Linked DNA regions of Homo sapiens: region 1 is linked to region 2. The links are chromatin loops, found by intact Hi-C in ENCODE. Cell type or tissue: GM12878. All regions are shown on one strand. Each heading gives the region's core, and the rest is flanking DNA. Links, peaks and the distances in the headings are about the cores only.

Evidence for each region. Peaks named below come from ENCODE experiments on the same cell type or tissue, not always from the same donor. Only the 100,000 strongest peaks of a DNase experiment are listed, where the experiment ranks them.
Region 1: a loop joins it to region 2, with 3 times the contacts of the local background. A loop is called at or near these places in 1 of 110 quality-filtered maps.

The regions. Positions count from the first base shown.
Region 1 is chr17:34,375,888-34,381,269 of GRCh38, forward strand. No RefSeq gene overlaps it. Among named protein-coding and RNA genes, the nearest start is that of CCL1, 15 kb to the left of the region's middle. In GM12878, for the core only: a CTCF peak has its summit at 2,875; DNase peaks (open chromatin) are centred at 1,424 and 2,984; H3K27me3 peaks cover 39 bases.
Region 2 is chr17:33,961,413-33,966,794 of GRCh38, forward strand. The region is part of intron 1 of LOC107985038 (a long non-coding RNA gene); the gene reads right to left. It also overlaps a transcript of ASIC2 not described here. Among named protein-coding and RNA genes, the nearest start is that of LINC01989, 220 kb to the right of the region's middle. RefSeq lists an enhancer at 3,290-3,489. In GM12878, for the core only: a CTCF peak has its summit at 3,113 (motif pointing right); DNase peaks (open chromatin) are centred at 2,039 and 3,169; H3K27ac peaks cover 1,820 bases.

The sequences.
Region 1 (5,382 bases), core at 55-5,054, 410 kb after region 2:
AGCTTTGGCTCAGGTGTGCCAGTACAGAGTAAGAGGAAGACAAGAGAAACAAGTTTCATCTCGCCAGTCTCCAGGATGGGCTCTGCCACTCTCATTGATTGTGTAATCGGGCCAGCCACTCTCCCAAACTGGGCTTCAGTGTTCTCATTTGGAAAATAAGAGAGAAGAACTAATCAACTTCTTAGGACCCTTTCAACGTTAATATGCTATACTTCTAAAAAAAAATCAGCCTTTGAAGTTTTAGTTATTTTTAATAAATCCATAAACCCATGTAAACCACCACTCAAAATAAAAGCAAGGATCTTGACAATAAGATACATCCACCATATTTTCCCTCTATACTGCTTTCCCTGACTCCCCCAACCTAAGGAAACCAAGACCTCAATCTCCCTTACTTTCTCTTTTCCATATATTTGACCAATGTGTGATGTGTGTTTCTAAAATGTATATATATATTTTTTACCTTAGTTATTTTTACTTTATAAAAAGGGTATCATACTGTTTATTTATCACACTGTTTATAGGGACTTATTTGTTGAATAGTATTTTGTTAATATCTAGGACATTATCATTATCATGTATCATTATCGCTGCAGTTCATTTGTTTTAAATGCCATATTATATTCCATTGGATAAACATTCTATTGTTTATATAGTCACTCTCTTTTGATGGGCATTTGAGTCTTTTCCAGAATTTTGTCATTGTAAACAGTTCTGAACATTCTGACACACGAACATTCTTATATATGCAAGACTTCCATTAGGTATATATGAAAAGCAGAATTTCTGGGTCAGAATATTCACTGTCATGAGAAAGTTATATCTATCAGCTCTAAGTGTCCCCTCCTCTGTGAAATATCTATTCCTAGTTTTTCCCATTTTTCTTTTGGGTGTTTGTATTTTTCTCATCAACCTCTTTGGCCTGCTTCCTGCCTGTAGAATACTATCGCTCAAGATCCTTTCATGTCCTTAAAAATCAGTCTTATTTAACCTAGGCTGGCAGCACTTTCAGCAATGTAACTCTCTCGAAAACCCTTTTCGAAATGTCAGTAGCCAAATCCACAATTCATTTTGAGACATGTCTTGCTCTCCCTCTATATGTAGTTTCAAGTACTCTGACATCATCAGGCTTTAGGAGACCTTTCCATGAGACATTCTGTCTAATGGACAGGATTCCCTGGGAGTGCCGTATTCTTATCAGAAGTCTTAACAAAGGCAGTGACAGTTGTGCCCTGGATTTGGTCTTGGTCTCCAGGCTAAGTGTTCATAGCCATGCCTTTGTTTTGTTTTGTGCCTTAAAGCTATGTATTATTTTGAGAATTTTTTTAACCACAGAGGTTGGAAGTGAGAGATTATTGCATCTTTCAACACTCTTAGCCCTAGCATTTCTAGACTTTCTATATTCCCTTTCAGTTCCACTTGCAAATGAGCCTGCCCTTTGCTGACATCATTTCTTTCTTGTAGTACCTCATGAAATGTAGCTAGTAAAAGCTAACTCACACTAACCAATTCTGTCTCAAAACCTCTTCTCCCAAAGCTATAAATTCAGTAGGTTTATTTTCTGCCCTCCGAGTTATCATATGTGACAGTTTTACCAAATGTTTCACTACAGCATTCCATAGGTTGCCATTTCTCTAGCCCCTATAATAATTTCTCTGCTGTCTGCCACCCAGCTGCAAAGCCAAATCTGTACATCTTATCCTTTGGTTAGAGCAATTTCTCTCTTCTAGGTATTAATTTCTGTATCGGCCAGCTTTTGCTGCAGCAACAAGCAACCCCAAAATATCTGTGGCTGATAACAAGAAACATTTCTCTTTTTTGCTCTTAAGTCTGCGGGCCAACTGCAGCCCTTCATTAAGCTGTGGGTCATGTCAGTCTTTGTCACAAGTCTTCCCAATTCCAGGGTCCAGCTAAAGGAACAGCTCTTGCTCAGGACAGGACATTCTACTGGCAGAGGGTCCAAGAGAAAGAGGATTATCAGAAACTTGCAATGCTTTCAAAGCTTCTGCTGGGATCTGGCATGTCATATCTGCTAACATTCTTTTTTTTTTTTCTGAGACAGTCTCACTGTGTCACCCAGGCTGGAGTGCAGTGGCGCGATCTCAGCTCACTGCAAGCTCCACCTCCCGGGTTCACACCATTCTCCTGCCTCAGCCTCCTGAGTAACTGGGACTACAGGCACCCGCCACAACACCCGGCTAATTTTTTGTATTTTTAGTAGAGACAGGTTTTCACCGTGTTAGCCAGGATGGTCTCGATCTCCTGACCTCATGATCCGCCCGCCTCGGCCTCCCAAAGTGCTGGGATTACAGGCCTGAGCCACCGTGCCTGGCCCATATCTGCTAACAGTCTATTGGCTCAAGGGAGGTACATGGCCAACCTCAAAGTCAACGGTGTGAAGAAATACATTCTAAACCCTTTTAAATGAGAATAGAGCCTCCTGCAGATTTGAAGGAGCTCTTGATATGTTCTTATATTAATCCTTTTGGTATGTGTATTGCAACATAATCTCCCATTTGTAACTTGTTTTTAAGTTGTCTCCTTAAAAAGTATGTTAATATTTTTATTGAAAAGATGTATAGGTTTAACAAATTGTAGTAGCTCCACTATCCAGACAACCATTTTCATTTTTATTGACCTTCTAGTCCCTGTACACATTAAACAAACTCCACCCCAGAGTTACATACTATAATGAGTAACTCAATGCAATTATCAATTTCTACAACATGCAATGCTACCCTAAGAACTGCCGCAAATTTTAAGTCCAGAAGATAAAGAAACAGAAACTTAGCAAAAGATAAATATTTACAAATACAGTGTAGAAAACTGCAAAATATTTCAACAGTTTTAAAAAATGCTTTCTTTCAGGCAGACTCCAGGGACAACAGTGAGCAGGGAACCGCGGACAGTCTCCAGATCTCAGAAAGAGGAACTTGAGCAAAAACGAAACAGAAAAAAAAAAAAACAAGAAAAACTATTCTTTCGAAACCTTCCAGCCACCTCAAAGTGAGACCCGTAAGCAAACAGGTATACTTCAGAAGTCTCTAATTCTCATTAGTTGACTTTCAGTAATCGATGTTGGCCCCATGCAGATGTTTTAAATCACTAACACAAACATTGCTGTCTTTGGTATTCTTGCAGTGTTTTCATTTATGAGAAAACCTGCAGAAGAAACTGCTTGAACCAAAGCAAAGTAGCAAGGAAACAGGTTACTATATAATCAGAAGGCCCTAAGAAAGGTAGCAGCAGGTCATATAATTACCTCCTTGTGGATAAAATCCCTGTCCTCAAACTACGCAACCTACTACCTGTACTTCTTCCTTAGGAACCAATTTTTTCTTGCCAGTCTTCTACTTGGCAGATGCCCTTTAAAGAAACCTGTGAAATTAAGCCACCTTTTTTGATTTTTTTTTCCAAATTCAAACCAGTTAGAATTGTTTCACAGATGCTTTTAAAAAGTTATTGGCCATATGATGTTCATCAAAACCACAAATGCATTTGCTTAAAACCAAACTTCAAATAAGTTAGGAAGGGGCGAAAGTAATTCAATTACATTAGAAGATGCAAACCAGTAGTCTAAGCCTCAGCCCACCATATATTGTTGGAGCACATATTTTATTGAAAGCGTTTAATCTTCAAAATTCAAACATCAAATCTCATAAAATCTCCGGCCTTCCTTGATCAATTAGAAAAGTAGATGACACAATGTAACTCCTGCTTGCTGCCTATCACCTGGAGCAAATTAACACCCTGCCTGTCCCCTTTAGATGCCATGCGTTTTCTAGTCATAGTCAGCTCCTCCTGGGACTCTGAAGGTATTTCAGCTTTTCAGTTTTTGACCCCTGAATTATAGTAAATGGAAGCAAATTCTGATCATGATTTTTGTCAACATTAAAAACAAGCTTTTTGAAACTGTCACTCTCTCCGCAATGGTACTTTTAAGTATTTTTACAAAATGTACCCATTCTCCATAATTTGGTCCACTTACTCCGCCTGGCTATTAAGGCTGTAAAATGGACCCTTATGTAATTAATGAAACATGTAAATTCATTTTTCTCCAGGCCTTACTTAGTTAATTAGTTAGAAAAAGATAAGTTTCCAACTGCAGAGTAGTAGTAATATCTACAGTGGAGACACATGTCAGAAAACCACAAAATTCCTGTGAATGAAAGAATGACTGTACTTGCCTCATGTTCTGCAGGCAAGTTATGCATGTTGTCAGTTTAACTAAGATTATGCCAAAGAGAATTTCGTGAACATTCTCACTTTTCTTTGGCATACACCGAAAGGCAACAAATGTAAGTTTGTTTTTTTTTTCCCCAATGTTTACGCAATTTGGAACAAAGACCAATTATCAATGTAGGTGCCCTACCATACGTCTGGGAATACATAAAAAGCACAAATGTGGTCCAGGATACATCACTTTTTTTGGGCCCACCCAAGGGAGAGTTTGATGTTTCCTCTTACGTAAAGTTACTGTTGTCAATGGCACTGCACTAGATATTAACATTCAAGATAAATGAAAATATTTGTGAGGTGGTAACCTTTTCCTCACCTTCACACTTTGCCCCTTTTCCCTCTTGTCCCAAAATAAAATAAACAGCAAACACTTAAAACAGGGAGCTTTTAGCCTTGCTTGGCTATAAGGCACAAGGTAGAATATGGTTTGGCTATTGGAAGAAAGCTGAAACATGGACCTTTCACAGGTATTAAAATTCAAGGTAACCTTTTTAGCATTTTGCTTCTATTTTATTTAAAGCAACAAATTATAGATGTCTCATCTGACATTTTCAAGTAATTCCCCCTTTGTGAATAAAGGACCACTTCAAGTTTAGGGAGCAAAGTTCAGAGCTTAGCGACTTACCAGGGAGCAAGGGTAGAGCGCAGAGCCCATGTCTCCTTTTCCAGGCTGGTGGCGAAACTGCCTAAATCAGCACAGCAATGCGGCAGTGCTCACAGCATTCTCCAATGCCATCCAAAACCAAACTGGGAATGAATCATAACAGACATGACTTTCTTTCAGCTTAGAGAGTGCTCTTCAATTTGTATTTACCTTTACCCCTCAGAACCTCACCTTGGACACAGATATCAGGATGTAAGGCAGTGAACCCACTGACAATTCCAAAGGGACCTAGTCCCCTATTAAGATTTCTCGAGGAGTCCTTACTTTCTCCACTCTTTGAGATTGTTGCTTAATTTCAAATTTCTGAAATATACCATATGTGAAAATTGTAAATGTTAAATCACTGCATCTATTGTACTACAGTTGAACAGAGAAAATTAACAACTGATAAACTGTAAATACAAAAGAATGTCAAAATTTATTACTCTGAGTTTTAATATCATCTAGATAAAAACAAACAAAATAATGTAGCAAGCCTA
Region 2 (5,382 bases), core at 76-5,075:
GAATAGAGCAGAGAGCTTAGCCCGAGCTTATGTCCCTGGGAATTGAGAGAGTATCATGGGAAATTCTGCCCTCCAACTCCACCTGGCTGAAGCTGAGCTGCATAGTAATGGGTGCTCCTCAAACAAGGTGCCTGCATCGTCCTCACAGGGGCAGCCAAAGAGGTGTTTACTGTTTGGATTTTCTCTCCAGAGCAGACTTGCTGTTCTGGGAAGATCACGGAGTGATTTGCATAATTGCCTTCTCAGGTGATGATTGCTCAGACCAAGGAAGAATTTCAAAAAGCCCACCTGCTTGCCTTGCTGGGTAGCATAAGGGACATATTTGGGAGGGAAAAAAAAGTCAACCAAAGGGAGTCAGGTAGCCCTGGCTGCCCCTTCAGGCAGGAAGGTGTCAAGGAAGCTCAGAACCCAACATTGCTCTCCACAGTTGCTTTCCAACCTCCATCTCCACTTTCCAAACTGTAGCCCTGGGAAGAAGTAAGAACAAGCTGGGGAGAAGCCAACTCAGGAAGCTACCTAACACCTACAAATCCTTCAATATCAGCGTAAAACTCACATCACCAAGGAGGAATTCCTCGGTTCCAGATGAGGCCGGCCTTTCATTCTGAGGACCTCACGGCAGTTCCTTCTTCTAACACTCCGCACACTTGCCGCCATGTGTTCAATGCCTTCTCCCACCCCAGAATGCAAGCCCATGAACAAGTCCAGTTCTGTGGGCCTGCCAAACACCAACTGAGATTCTACCATTTGCTAGTGAAAGAGACCAAGGGCCCCACAGTCAAATGAGGATGGAGGCACAGAAATAAAACATGGGAAAATAAGTAGTAGTAAACATAGGGTTCTTTGGAACATGGAGGAGGAGCTTTGAGGCCAGCTGAGGCAGGGGTGTGTATCAACAAAGCCCTCCTGGGGGAGGTGACATCGGAATAGAGTCTTGAAAGAGTATAGTGCCTGGTACATAGTAGATGCTCTAATACCCAAGGATGAATGACCCAATGGCAGGATGGATGGGGAGGCAGATGTTCCAGGAAAAGAAAAAGCTGGCTCAGTCCGTTCTTCATCCCAGAGCCACAGTGAATTCTGAAGCTATTCTAATGCCTTGTAAACTGCACAACATTTTCCATGGTGTGTAGAATGTGGGATGTCTCTTCTGTTATCATTTCGGGTCAGGAATGAAGTGCTCATGTTCGCTTGTACTGGGGGCTACTGAGTCAGAATAACCAAGGCTCAGCTGACTCCACCTCAAATCAACAGGATGCTCTTTAAGTATGTGAGAGATTCACCGGGCCACTGCCTGCACTGTCTAGTTTTCTTCGAAGTGCCTATGAAAAATGTGCTTAATATTCATGCTCCATTCCAAAGAGGCACAGATGGGGGCCAAAGAGGAAAAAACCATTTTTAGTAAAAAATGACTAGTGTCATGTCTCCCAGCCCAAACTAATATATTTCTTGAGGCTGACCTTAAGCTACCTCCTACAGGAAGCCTTCCTCAACAACTACAGATTCTGCATCCCCCTTCCTTCCTAAGTTCTTTTCACTTCACTCCTTGCCACATCTCTACTTGGGGTGTCAGCTATTTTGTTGTTCACTGAATGTGTGCACATCTTGTGGTCTCTCCACCTCCCAGGTTCCCGGAAACATATGTAAGAGGAGCTCAGTTTTAAGGATAAGAACATTGAGATCTAGAGAGGTGTACAGCACCCACTTGCCCCAGGGTTGCACAGCTCATAACTGCAGGAGTCAGGCTTCCAACCTGGACTGGTGCCCAGACTCTGCTCCCAACTACACTTCTACCAACCCTCTTCCCATCTCGCAGCCTCCCCATCTCATTTCTAGTCCACTGCTCTCTACGTTGCATCGCTGTTTTCTGGGTGCATCAGGTCCCATTGTCTTGCCTCCTGAAGAATAGGGTGAGTGGCTTAGGAGCACAGAACCAAGTATTCACATTTTCGTTTCTGCCCCATGCTATTTCCCCATTTCTGGACGCAGAGTAGGTGCTGATAATATGAAGCACAGAGAGAAAAATGTCAGCACAAAAAGGAAGCATCTGTTCTTGAGCTTTCATTACTCAGATGAGAAAACTGAAGCTCAGAGAGGGGAAGTAACTTAAATATGCATTGGACAGAACCGAGAAGAAAGCAGGCTGGCTCCTGCCACTGTACTTCACACATAACAGGTGCTTAAATTATGTTATTGTTATATTATATATTATGTATATTCCATATAATATATAATAATATGCATAATATATATCACCATCATTGTCATAATTTTATTGTTGTCTGAATGAGACCTTTAAACTCAGTATGTCTTGTCAGTGGGGAGTTCGGAGAGTTTTCACAAACATGAGTCTTTAGTTCATGGAGCAAATCAGAAGGACTGAGGTGACTGACTTTCAGGAAAACAAAGGCCAACAGAAAGATGAGAAGACATTCTTACATTTGTAAAGTATTTTACAGCTGACAACTTTCTTAAAAGAAAGATTGCTAAATTTGGCATTAGGAAATCTGGGACTGAGACCCTTTCTGCCACTGGATGACCTTGACAAAGTCATTTGTTTTCTTTGAGCTTCAGTCTCCTTTGTAAGATAGAACTGTGGGATGCACTCAGAAAAGAAAATTATGGAGCATACAGGGCCCAACTCCCCATTGCTGTGCTCATGGCAGCCATCACTAATTGGTTACCACACTCTTTGTGCTATGCCCAGGTGAGGCTTCAGAATCTGTCCCTGGAAACCACTACCCATTGGCTGGCATGAACGTGTTAGATGAAACCAATTTGTCAGTTTCAGTAGATGCCTGTACAGCCAACTCCAGCTTCGACTTTCTGACTCCACGAGTCTATCACACATACAGCAACCTGACCAGGTTAGCAGAGCAGGGCTCACCCCTCTCCCCCAGAGGAACAATCTGAGCTCAGACCAGCTCAAGTTTAGATAGTTGGTGAATGGTGATGGAATCAGACACTAGACCTCTCTAAATTGGCCTGGCAAGAACACTCAGTAGTCTTACATATTCCCTGGCTACAAAGGACTCCCAGTCCCTCAGAGTCAAGGACCATGGTAAAATGAGGAAATAACCAAAAGCTTCATTCTCCCTTTCACACCACAAGGTGGCTGAGTGAGAACCTCCCTTCTGGACAGGTGATACCACGCTGCAAAACCAGGAAGTAGGTGAACTTGCTGATTTCTTTCACTTTCATCCTTGTGTCATTAGAAGCCCAGTTCCTCTTGACAGTATCTCCCAACCACCACCCCCTCTGCTGCTACACCCCATCTGGCCACATATCCCTCAGATTGTTGCCAGAACTTTCTTATTTCATTTGAAAGGGAAGTTTGTTGATAATAGCTTAGAGTGAGACCTCACTCCATTGAAGGCAGCCGCCTGCGGTGGTGGGAAGAGAACTGAGGCTGGAGTCAGAACATAGGCTTCTTGTCCTGCTGCTGTGGCCTTGGGGAAAGTTGCTGTTCTTCTCTTGACCTCAGTTTCGCTTCCAGCCTATGATTTCCAAGAGAGAAATGTTGAATTCTTGGCTAACAGGACAAAGTGCTCACGGACCTCATCCCTACACTGGTGGCTGGGTGAGTGTTAGGGGAACAGGGAGTTCCAAGAGCCTCTGAATCCCACTTTCCATACTCCTTTTAAAATCCATTTAGTGGCCAACATTCTATGGGGCCGTGAAAAATGAGAAAGAGGAAAGGAAGGGAGACGGCTCTTATTGAATGCCTATCATATGTCAAACATGTCCATGTACTAGCTAATGGGAAAAGTGCTGATATTCCACTTTATAGATGAGCAAATCAAGGTTCAGAGGGGTTAAGCGACTTGCCTCAGATCAAACAGCTGGTAAATGGCAGAGCTAGGATTTATATTGAATACTGCTGATTCTAAAGCTCCTGCCCTTTATATTCCACTGTGGATTTTTTTTCTTTTTCTAATTACATAGTATGAAGCATGGAGAATAAACATGAAGCCACACCTTGCAGGGTTCCCAGCCTATCAAAAAGGTAAGCCAGCCTCCTGAATAATTGTAATATAAAGCCAAGCATGAAAGGATGGGTATAATCCAAGAGTCACAGATGAGAACAGACTTCATGAGGAAGTGGCATCTTTTCAGGTTGTTCCGGCCTCCCATACAACAATGACAACAATAAGCAATGAGAGTAATGATGAACACTTATCTGTACTAGCTCCCTTGCTCGTGAAATAGGTACTCTTTTTCTTTCCATTTTAAAGAGGAGGAAAGCAAGACACAGAGAGGCCAAGTAACATATCATAGATCACAAGGCTTGGAAGTGACGGAGCCTGGATCAATTCCCAGGCAGATTGGCTCCAGCATGCACACTCTTGATGAACCTCACTCTGCTGCTTCTTGTAGTATTTTCTCACCTTGACCACCACCTGGGGAAGTAGCAGGAGATCTGGGGAATCCTGTGAGAGCATTTAGGCTACCTTCCTTTCATGCCAGGGAAGGGACTAGCCCAAGGGGAGCAGTGGCTTGGAGGAATAGAGCTCAGCTCCTCTCCTCCCAGCTCAGACCACTTGCCTATGCTCTCCTCCTCCTCTGCAATGCTGGAAAGATGCCAGCCTGCCAAGGCCTTCACTATGCAGGCTCTGCATAGAGAAGAAGAACCCAAGCCCCTGTACATGGGCTATTGTTCAAGGCATTTTAGTAACATGAAGATAGCAAATTACCCACAATGAACAATTCTGTAGAACAAGGTGTTCCCTGGTCTCCATCTGAGTACCTGTGCGGATGGTATTGTTAGCAGGTATACAGGAGAGGAGCCAAGCTTTGTGAAAGGGAGCTCTTTTGGGTGATTTGTCCTGCCTGTCTTGCTTTTGCTAAATAATGAGGATAGCATGGGCTTTGGAAGGAGGCAGGCGTGAGTTGGAATTCCACCATGTCATTCTGTAGCTGTGTGACCTTGGGTAAATTACCTAACGTCTCTGAGCATCCCATCCAAAAATGGAAATATCACTATTCCATGGAGAATCCTATGAGGATTAAAAGGAGATAATGTATGTAAAGTAGCTTATATAATACCACATTCATTCTGAAAACAAACATATCCGAACCGCCATAAAAACTGGTAACATCATAGAATGTAACTCACTAAAAAGATCCAAGAATCAGGAATTAAAGCAAGAAGAGGATTACACTGTGTTGTTCACTAACCACACACCTGATAGTATGAGAAGTAGTTCTCACTTTACCCTTTCATCAACACTGTGGGTCGGATGACACTGTACCCATTTTACAGATGAAGAGATTAAGGATCATAGAGGGTCAAGATCTTCTGCAGGAATGCTGCTTCTTTGACTCCTTCTGTTCTCAGATCAGTTCAAAGCTCTCAGCTTCACTTGCTAATTTTATACAGAG